2 separate regions of the Homo sapiens genome follow, and region 2 is linked to region 1. Evidence: read pairs that join two places in POLR2A ChIA-PET (ENCODE). Cell type or tissue: HepG2. All regions are shown on one strand.

Region 1 (5,000 bases):
GAGGTTGTTTCAACTTTTTGGCTCTGATAAATAAAGCTGCTGGGATCATGCAAGTTCAAGTTTTTATGTGGACGCATGTTTGCAGTTCTCAGCCAGCCTAAGTGGTTTCTCACCTTTTTTTTTTTTTTTTGGAGACGGAGTCTTGCTCTGTCACCCAGGTTGGAGTGCAGTGGCACGGTCTCAACTCACTGCAACCTCTGCCTCCTGGGTTCAAGCGATTCTCCTGCCTCAGCCTCCTGAGTAGCTGGGATTACAGGTGCGAGCCACTACGGTCCGGCTGATTTTTGAATTTTTAGTAGAGACCAGAGTTCACCATGTTGGTCAGGCTGGTTTCAAACTCCTGACCTCAGGTGATCCACCCGCCTTGGCCTCCCAAAGTGCTGGGATTACAGGCGTGAGCCACGGCGTGTGGCCCATGTTTTCTCACTTTTAATATAAACAAGAACAAGAACAAATCTTCCTCTGCTGTGCACGGCAGTACAGCATGGCGACTGAGTGGCCCATAGTTCATGGGTTTGAATCCTGGCTCTGCGACCTTGTGCAGGCCACTTAACCTCTCTGTGCCTCAGTTTCCCCAGCTGTGATGTGAGGTTAATAATAGTGCCTGCGTCCCAAGGGCTGTTTAAAGATTAAAGAATAGCTGTGGAACACTCAGCATAGGGCCCCAGGAAATGAGAGGTCAGTGCTTGCTAAGTAAACATAGGAAGCTCAGTTTAATTACAGGTGGCCTTGGCACTCAGCCCCCAGGCCAGGAAAGGCCAGGGCACAAGCCTCATTTCGAGGGCCAACACCACTGCCCAGCTCTGTCTGATGGAGATGGGCCATGGAGGCGGTGCACAGGCCCTGGCGTCATACACACAGGAACCCCAGGGAACACCATCCTAATGAGTAACTCTTATGAGGGGTCCCCGGTGGAAGGCAGTCCCCTTGGGTGGGGACAGGCCGAGGATCTTTGGGTAAGAAATCATCAGTAAATTATAGCAATACAAGAACAGAAATTAAAAATAAAATAAGGCCAGGTGTGGTGGCTCACACCTGTAATCCCAGCACTTTGGGAGGCCGAGGCAGGAGGCTCACTTGGGGCCAGGAGTTTGAGACCAGACTGGCCAACATGGCAAAACCCCATCTCTACTAAAAATAGAAAAATTATCTGGGTGTGGTGGCAGGCACCTGTAATCCCAGCTACTCAGGAGGCTAAGGTGGGAGAATTGCTTGAACCCGGGAGGTGGAGGTTGCAGTAAGCTGAGATCATACCACTGCACTCCAGCCTGGGTGACAGAGAGAGACTCGGTCTCGGGAGGGGAAACAAAAAGAAAAGAAAGAAAGAAAAAAGGCTGGGTGCTGCGGCTCATGCCTGTAATCCCAGCACTTTGGGAGGCCGAGGCGGATGGATCACCCTGAGGTCAGGAGTTCGAGACCAGCCTGGCCAATATGGTGAAACCCCGTCTCTACCAAAAATACAAAAATTAGCTGGGCGTGGTGGCGGGCCCCTGTATTCCCAGCTACTTGGGAGGCTGAGGAAGGGGAATCACTTGAACCCAGAGACCTCGCCACTGCACTCCAACATGGGCGATAGAATGAGGCCCTGCCTACCTTAAAAGAAAAAATGTAAATAAATATAAAAAAAAAAGCCATCAGCGAAGACTGAAGTGTGACATAAATACATCATCTCCACACAAGTCCCACAAACTCAGGTGTGTCACTTGGGGGAAACAAGTCAAACAAACTCAGGTGTGTCACTTGGGGGAAAAATGAGGCTTTTCCAGTCCAGAGGGGCCACCCCCACCCAACTTGAGAAAAGAAAAATAGCTCAGATCAGTCTGAGCTATGCGAAATGTATCAGGCCCAGGGAGACTGTACAGTGAATAGGGGACTTCGGTCACACGCCTCCTCCACCCATGCCCGAGGCAGTGGTTCCTGCACAGCTGCCCTCCCCATTAGCTTCTTGTTCCTGGAATTTGTGATACAATAAACAGTGCATAGCCAATCAATACCTTCTGTTATCTTTTTTTCTGAGCCAGACCTGCAGATACCTTATGCTGTTTCAATGTAAATTCTTGGTAACAATTTAGGAACTCTCTCTTCTTTGTTCCTTAAAAATCCACTTGCAGACTGGGTGCGTTGGCTCATGCCTGTAATCCCAGCACTATGGGAGGCCGAAGTGGGTGGAGGATCACTTGAGGCCAGGAGTTTGAGACCAGCCTGGACAATATAGTGAGACTTCATCTCTTAAAAAAAAAAAAACAAAAACAAAAACCCGGCACGATGGCTCACGCCTGTAATCCCAGCACTTTGGGAGGCCAAAGCAGGTGGATCACCTGAGGTCAGGAGTTCGAGACCAGCCTGGCCAGCATGGCGAAATCCCATCTCTACTAAAAAAATAAACATTACCCGGGCATGGTGGCAGGTGCCTGTAATCCTAGCTGCTAGGGGGGCTGAGGCAGGAGGATTGCTTGAACCCGGGAGGTGGAGGTTGCAGTGAGCAGAGATTGTGCCACTACACTCCAGCCTGGGCAATAGAGCAAGACTCCGTCTCAAAAAAAAAAAATAGCTGGGCAAGATGGCTAGGGCCTGTAGTCCCAGCTACTAGGGAGGCTGTGGCAGGAGAATCACTCAAGGCCAGGAGCCCGAGAAACTGACGCTGCAGTGAGCCATGATCACACACTGCACTCCAGACTGAGTGACAGGGTGAGACCCTGTCTCAAAAAAAAAAAAAAAAAGTCCACTTGTAATCACAGCTAGTCAAAGGGTTTATTTGGGGCAACTTGAATCCACACTCCGGGGTGGCCATCCTCAAGCTTTAGGCTTGAATAAACTCTATACTTAATCCTATTTTCTGAATCTTGTTATTTAACGCTGACACCCTTTCCAGCTGGCAGCCTTGTCTCCAAGCCCAACTTCCTCCATCTGTAAAATGGGGATGTTTCAGCCACCCTCCAGGGTCCCTTGTGCCAGTTCCAGGGAAGGACTTGCTCATGGGGGATGTTCACGGGGCGTGGCCCAGGTGAGCAGAGCAGCAGGGGTCAGCCGCCTGCTGCAGGCCAGATCTGACTGTGGTGCATGTTTGCTTTGGCCCACAGAGTGTTATTTCAGTTGGGAAGTAGCAGCCCACACAGAAGGCCTGGAGATTGCTGTCTAAAGCTCCAGACAGAAGTCCGGATATGTGGCTCCTGGGGGCAACAGCTGGGTGGGGCTGAGGAAGGACATCACCCCCCTCCCACAAGGCACACTCCCTTCCGGCTCCTCCAGATTCCCCAGGTGCTGGGACTTATCACCCGCCTGGCCCCCAAAGGCACTAAGGTTGGGATCAGGGTGGTTAAGCGCTCTGGCCCCTTCCTAGCTAGGCAAGGGGGGAAGGCCACTCAATGAGGGTCAAGGAAAGCCATTTGGGCCTGTGTGAACTGCAGAGACAGCAAAGTAGGCTGGGGCCGAGGAAGTTAGTTTCCTCTTTGTGGCAAGTGGGAGCCGTTGCGGGTTCTTCAAATAGAGAATGACTTAACTTCATCCAAGGAGGCCTGAGGGGAAGGTGGTGGGCTGAGCAGAGATAGATGACCAGACAGCAAAATGACACAAAAAGTTGGCAATGAAAAGAACAAGAGGTTAAGACTGAGACTGAGTGTTGGGGAGGAGGCTAATAGGTCTTAGGATTTTATTTTTTTGAAACACATTCTCGCTGTATCACCCAGGCCAGAGTGTAGTGGCGCCATCTTGGCTCCCTGCAACCTCTGCCTCTGGGTTCAAGCAATTCTGCCTCAACCTCCCGAGTAGCTGGGATTACAGGCATATGTCACCACACTCAGCTAATTTTTGTATTTTGAGTAGAGACAGGGTTTCACCATCTTGGCCAGGCTGGCCTCGAACTCCCGACCTCAGGTGATCTGCCTACCTTAGCCTCCCAAACTGCTGGGATTATAGGCGTGAGCCACTGTGCCCCACCAGGATTTAAAATTTTAAAATGGAAGGGATTTGGTAGTAGGGAGAGAGGGAGGGATCAGGAAAAGGCAGAACCTGGAAGAATCTGGCTGTTCTTTCACATCTTATAGGTCAAATCCAAAAAACAAATAGTTACTCAACAAACAGGTCCTGGGTGCTAGAGGGTCTGCCCTCTCCAGCCCTGAGGTTTGTCTGTGTTTTTCCCCTACTGTATCCCCAGCACCTACAACAGGGCCTAGCATGTAGTAGGTGCTCAGTAAACACTGCCAAGTGAATGAATGTTGCTAAGTGTGGATGCTGCAGAAGTAACAGGACAAATCAGGTGCTTGTTTTCCAGGGTTGACATCCAGATTGCAGGGGGTACAAATATTGCACAAATAATTATCACCAAGAATGCCTGGAAGACGGAGTAGGGGTGGTATGGGAGGAACCTGAAGAGGCTTGACCTGTCTGAAGGAGGGAGGGACGATGAACGAAAGAAGAGCTTCCTGGAGGAGGAGACCTGAAAAGCTGAGCCCCAGGTCCCTGGAGCCCCACACCCTTCACCTCCTCCAAGTCCCTGGGTCTCTGGGATTCAGAGTTTTTTTCTTTTTTTTTTGAGACAGATTCTCACTCTTTCGCCCAGGCTGGAGTGCAGTGCCACTATCTCGGCTCACTGCAACCTCCGCCTCCCAGGTTCATGCCATTCTCCTGCCTCAGCCTCCCGAGTAGCTGGGACTACAGGCGCCCGCCACCACGCTCTGCTAATTTTTTGTATTTTTAGTAGAGACGGGGTTTCACCGTGTTAGCCAGGATGGTCTCGATCTCCTGACCTCGTGATCTGCCCGCCTCGGCCTCCCAAAGTGCTGAGATTACAGGTGTGAGCCACTGCGCCAGGCTGACTCAGAGTTCTTTTTTTTTTTTTTGAGACGGAGTCTTGCTCTGTCACCCAGGCTGGAGTGCAGCAGCGCGATCTCGGCTCACTGCAACCTCCGCCTCCCGGGTTCACCCCATTCTCCTGCCTCAGCCTCCCGAGTAGCTGGGACTACAGGTGCCCGCCACGACGCCCGGCTAATTTTTTTAGTAGA
Region 2 (5,000 bases), 110 kb before region 1:
AATAAGATTTTATGGAAGAGATAAGTAGCTGCCCCCCATAACCACTCTCCTCTTCTTCCTCAGTAATAGGAGCCCTGCTTTCCAGCAGGGTGCTCAGTTTCCCAGATTAAAGACCACATTTCCCAGCCTCCCGTGCAGCTGGCCATGGCCATGTGAAGACATTCTAGCCAAAGGAATGATTGTTTTATTTTTTTATTTTTGTTTTATTTTTTGAGACGGAGTCTCGCTGTCGCCTAGGCTGGAGTGCAGTGGCACCACCTGGGCTCACTGTAAGCTCCGCCTCCTGGGTTCACACCATTCTCTTGCCTCAGCCTCCTGAGTAGCTGGGACTACAGGCGCCCGCCACCACACCTGGCTAATTTTTTTGTATTTTCAGTAGAGACGGCGTTTCACTGTGTTAGCCAGGATGGTCTCGATCTCCTGACCTCGTGATCTGCTTGCCTTGGCCTCCCAAAGTGCTGGGATTACAGGCGTGAGCCACCGCGCCCAGCCATGATTGTTTTATTTTTATTTTCTCTTTTTTTTTTGAGACTCAGTCTTGCTCTGTCGCCAGGCTTGAGTGCAGTGGCACGATCTTGGCTCACTGCAACCTCTACCTCCCAGGTTCAAGTGATTCTCCTGCCTCAGCCTCCCGAGTAGCTGGGACTACAGGCTTGTGCCACCACACCCAGCTAATTTTTGTATTTTTAGTAGAGATGGGGTTTCACCATATTGGCCAGGATGGTCTCGATCTCTTGACCTCATGATCTGCCTGCCTCGGTCTCCCAAAGTGCTGGGATTGCAGGCGTGAGCCACCGCACCTGGCGGGATGATTGTTGTAAACATCTCTGCTGTGCAATTCCTTCTATCTCATAAGTAGGGAAGCTGATTGCCTAACTGCATGGTGTGGTCTCTTATTTTGCTAAAATACATCTCCAAAAAGCAAAAAAAAAATAAAAGGAATATCTATTTTGCAGAGGAGTAAACAAAGGCTCAGAGCAAAGAAGGTGACTGTCACTAGGTCTAGGCAGGAAGGATAGAACCCAGTGCCAAGCATATTCCCCCGCCACCACCCAGCATCTCCCCAGGGCCTCAAACAGAAGCTGGGCTTTGAAAAAACAGGCCCTGGGGTCCCACTGCCCAGGAATAGCATGTGAACCCACAGGTAAAAGGGTCACCACCAGGCAGTCACAGAAGGACAAATGCTGTCTGATTCCACATACAGGAGCTAACTAGAGTAGTGAAAGAGAGACAGGAAATAGAAAAGTGGCTGCCAGGTGTTGCAAGGAGGAAGAAATGGGAAGCTTGTGTCTGATGGGTATGGAATTTCAGTTTGGGAAGAGTAAATTCTCGGGATGGATAATGGTGATGGGGGCACAACAGTGGAGATGTACTTAATGCCACAGGACTACATACTTAAAAATGGTTAAAATGGGCCAAGCGTGGTGGCTCACGCCTATAATCCCAGGACTTTAGGAGGCTGAGGCGGGTGGATCACCTGAGGTCAGGAGTTAGAGACCAGCCTGGCCAACACGGCAAAACCCCATCTCCACTAAAAATACAAAAATTAGCCAGGCGTGGTGGCAGGTGCCTGTAGTCCCAGCTACTCAGGTGGCTGAGGCAGGAGAATCGCTTGAACCCAGGAGGCAGAGACTGCAGTGAGCCGAGATTGCACTACTGCACTCCAGCCTGGGTGACAAAGTGAGACGCTGTCTCAAAAAAAAAAAAAAAAAAAAAAAAAAAAAAGGTTAAAATGAAAACATAGGTTAAAATGGTAAATTTGATGTTATGTGCAGATGTGGGCTGAATCATGTCTCCCAAAATTCATATGTTAAAGTCTCAACCTTCAGTACCACCGTGACTAGATTTAGAGACAGGGTCCCCCCAACTTTTTTTTGCGATAAGGTCTCACTCTGATGCCCAGACTGGAGTACAGTGGTGTGATCTCGGCTCACTGCAGCTTCAACTTCTGAGGGTCAGGCAGGGCCCAGTGGCTCACGCCTGTAATCCCAGCACTTTGGGAGGCTGAGGCGGGTGGATCATGAGGTCAGGAGTTCGAGACCAGCCTGGTCAACATAGTGAAACCCCATCTCTAATAAAAAAAAAAAAAAGCAAAAATTAGCTAGGCACTGGGTGCAGTGGCTCACGCCTGTAATCCCAACACTTTGGGAGGCCAAGGCGGGCAGATTGCCTGAGGTTGGGAGTTCGAGACCAGCCTGACCAACATGGAGAAACCCCATCTCTACTAAAAATACAAAATTAGCTGGGCATGGTGGCACATACCTTAATTCCAGCTGCTCAGGAGGCTGAGGCAGGAGAATCGCTTGAACCCAGGAGGTGGAGGTTGCAGTGAGCTGAGATCGCGCCACTGTACTCCAGCCTGGGAAACAGAGCGAGACTCCATTACAAAAATAAAAATAGGCTGGGTGCGGTGGCTCACACCTGTAATCGCAGCACTTTGGGAGGCCAAGGCAGGCGGATCATGAGGTCAGGAGATAGAGACCATCCTGGCTAACACGGTGAAACCCCATCTCTACTGAAAATACAAAAAATTAGCCAGGTGTGGTGGCGGGTGCCTGTAGTCCCAGCTACTCGGGAGGCTGAGGCAGGAGAATGGCGTGAACCCGGGAGGCGGAGCTTGCAGTGAGCCAAGATTGTGCCACTGCACTCCAGCCTGGGCGACAGAGCGAGACTCCGTCTCAAAAAAAAAAAAAAATACATAAAATAAAAATAAAAAAATTTCCAAGGCTCAAGTGATCCTCCTACCTCAGCCTCTTGAATAGCTGAGACTACAGGTACGTGTCACCATACCTGGCTTTTTTTTTTTTTTTTTTTTTGAGATGGAGTCTCACTCTGTCCCCAGGCTGGAATGCAGTGGCACGATCTCAGCTCACCGCAACCTCTGCCTCCTGGGTTCAAACGATTCTCCTGCCCTCAGCCTCCTGAGTAGCTGGGACTACAGGCACGTGCCACCACACCCAGCTAATTTTTGTATTTTTTTTGTATTTTTTATTTTTTTTGAGACGGAGTCTTTCTCTGTTGCCCAGGCTGGAGTGCAGTAGCGCGATCTCAGCTCTCTGCAAGCTCCGCCTCCCGGGTTCACGCCATTCTCCTGTCTCAGCCTCCGGAATTTTTTTATTTTTAGTAGAGATGGGGTATCACTATGTTGGCCAGGATGGTCTCGATCTCTTGACCTCGTGATCCACCCGCCTCGGCCTCCCAAAGTGCTGGGATTGTAGGTGTAAGCCACCGTGCCCAGCCAGATTTTTTTATTTTTAGTAGAGACAGGGTCTTACTATGTTGCCCAGGCTGGTCTCAAACTCCTGGGCTCAAGCAGTCCTTCCAACCTGGCCTCCCAAAATGCTGGGATTATGAGGGTGAGTCATTGTGCCTGGCCCAGATAGGGTCTGTAAAAAAGTAAGGTTCAGTGAGGTCATTATGGTGGGTACTAAGCCAGTATGACTAGTGTCCCCATAAGAGGAGCTTAGGACACAGACACACACAGAGGAAAGACCACATGAAGACACAGGGAGAAGACGGCCTTCTGCAAGCCCAGGAGAGAAGCCACAGAAGAAACTGCCCCTGCCCACAGCTGGATCCTGGACTTCCAGCCTTCAGAACTGTAAGACAATGAATTTCCTATTTCAGTTGTTTAAGCTACTCCGTCTATATTACTTGATACAAGGGCCCTAGCAAACTACTTCAGTATTTTTTGTGTTTTTATTTTTTCACAAATCAGGTAGCCCCCCAAAAACCAGAACAGGTTCAGGGAGACTCCCTACTTCAGTATGTTTTACCAGAGTAAAAAAAAGGTTTAGAAAACATTCCATCATACAAAAAAAAAAAGAAAAAAAGCAACTCTACCATACAGTAATGATCACCATCCTCAGCTGATCAGCTGACTTTTCCTTTCTTCCTTATTTTTATTTGAATGTTTTCGGTGAACAAACCCAAGTCCCGTCTGCTCACCTAAACAGCACACCTTTGATGACCTGCCAGGCATTGGGTGCCGGCTGGGCCGGTGGGTTCTGAGGCTGGGTCTCCGCTGGCGGGTCCCTCCCGATGCTGCCATTGCTGGTCACCTGTGGGGGACAGAGGCCAGGGTAAGGAGGGAGAATGGACACGGGGGCTGTCTTAGACACCATCATGCATGAAGGCCAGGCACAGGCTGGGCAAAGAGTGGGTGCTTATCAATAACTGGAGAATGAATCAGTGAAAACACCTGGGAAGGTGCGGTCCTCTTCTTTTAGGAGGAAAACACTCGCAGAGCACCTCTGTGACCTAGGGACAGTGGTGACCTAGAGAGTCTTTTGCTGTCCTCCTGGGGTTTAACAGCCCGGTGGGGGAGAAAGATTCATCTCTAGACAGTGACTGTCCAGAACGGGGCAGGAATGCAGGAGCCCTGAGAGGCACCTGGTCCAGTCTAGGGTTCGGGGCAACTTCCTGGAGAAGGGGGCATTGAAGCTGAGACCTAAAACATAGCAAGTTGGTGGCACAAAGGAGGAAGTGAGAGAAGCAGCAGGTGCAGAAACAGAAGATTAGAGGCACAGTCTGATTCTGATGACTGTCCACTGTTCCCTGGGGCTGGAGCCAGGATGCAAGGAGGTGGCTATTGGGGACAACAACAGAAGGAGTCTTATGGCAGGTGCCAGATTCTTCAAGGCTGGGGCTTAGCTGAAAGAGCCTTCCCTGGGCAAACCATTCCTGAGGCCCCCTCTGTGGCCAACCCTGCCCTCCAAGGGCCCCTGGTCCAGCAGGTGGGACAGACACAGAAAAACACAACCAGACTATCAGCTGCTACCATAAGCCACGGCCACAAGACATGTCTGTGACAGCACACAGCACACTAATCCTGAGGCCAAAACTATGACCAGCTCCATCCGGCTGCTGAGCAAAGGGAGGCTCAGAGAGGTGAAGCCACTTGTCTGGTCACTCAGGAAGGACCGCAGAAGCAGAATGACAGAAGGGAAGGGGGGCAGGCAAGGGAGCCAGGCACGGCTTCCCAGAGGAGGACTCTTCAC

Evidence for each region. ChIA-PET counts read pairs that join two places held together with the same protein. Peaks named below come from ENCODE experiments on the same cell type or tissue, not always from the same donor. Only the 100,000 strongest peaks of a DNase experiment are listed, where the experiment ranks them.
Region 2: POLR2A ChIA-PET joins it to region 1 with 6 read pairs; 11 of 35 experiments call an interaction of 5 or more read pairs at or near these places.

What each region holds. Positions count from the first base shown.
Region 1 is chr19:44,854,956-44,859,955 of GRCh38, reverse strand. The region is part of intron 1 of NECTIN2 (nectin cell adhesion molecule 2); the gene reads right to left. Among named protein-coding and RNA genes, the nearest start is that of NECTIN2, 11 kb to the right of the region's middle. In HepG2, no CTCF peak of the experiment used is centred here; DNase peaks (open chromatin) are centred at 700, 1,923 and 3,065.
Region 2 is chr19:44,961,024-44,966,023 of GRCh38, reverse strand. It overlaps CLPTM1 (CLPTM1 regulator of GABA type A receptor forward trafficking), which reads right to left. Exons shown (of 14, transcript NM_001294.4): 2 at 3,949-4,061. Among named protein-coding and RNA genes, the nearest start is that of CLPTM1, 8.1 kb to the right of the region's middle. RefSeq lists a silencer at 4,138-4,291 and an enhancer at 4,458-4,777. In HepG2, no CTCF peak of the experiment used is centred here; no DNase peak of the experiment used is centred here.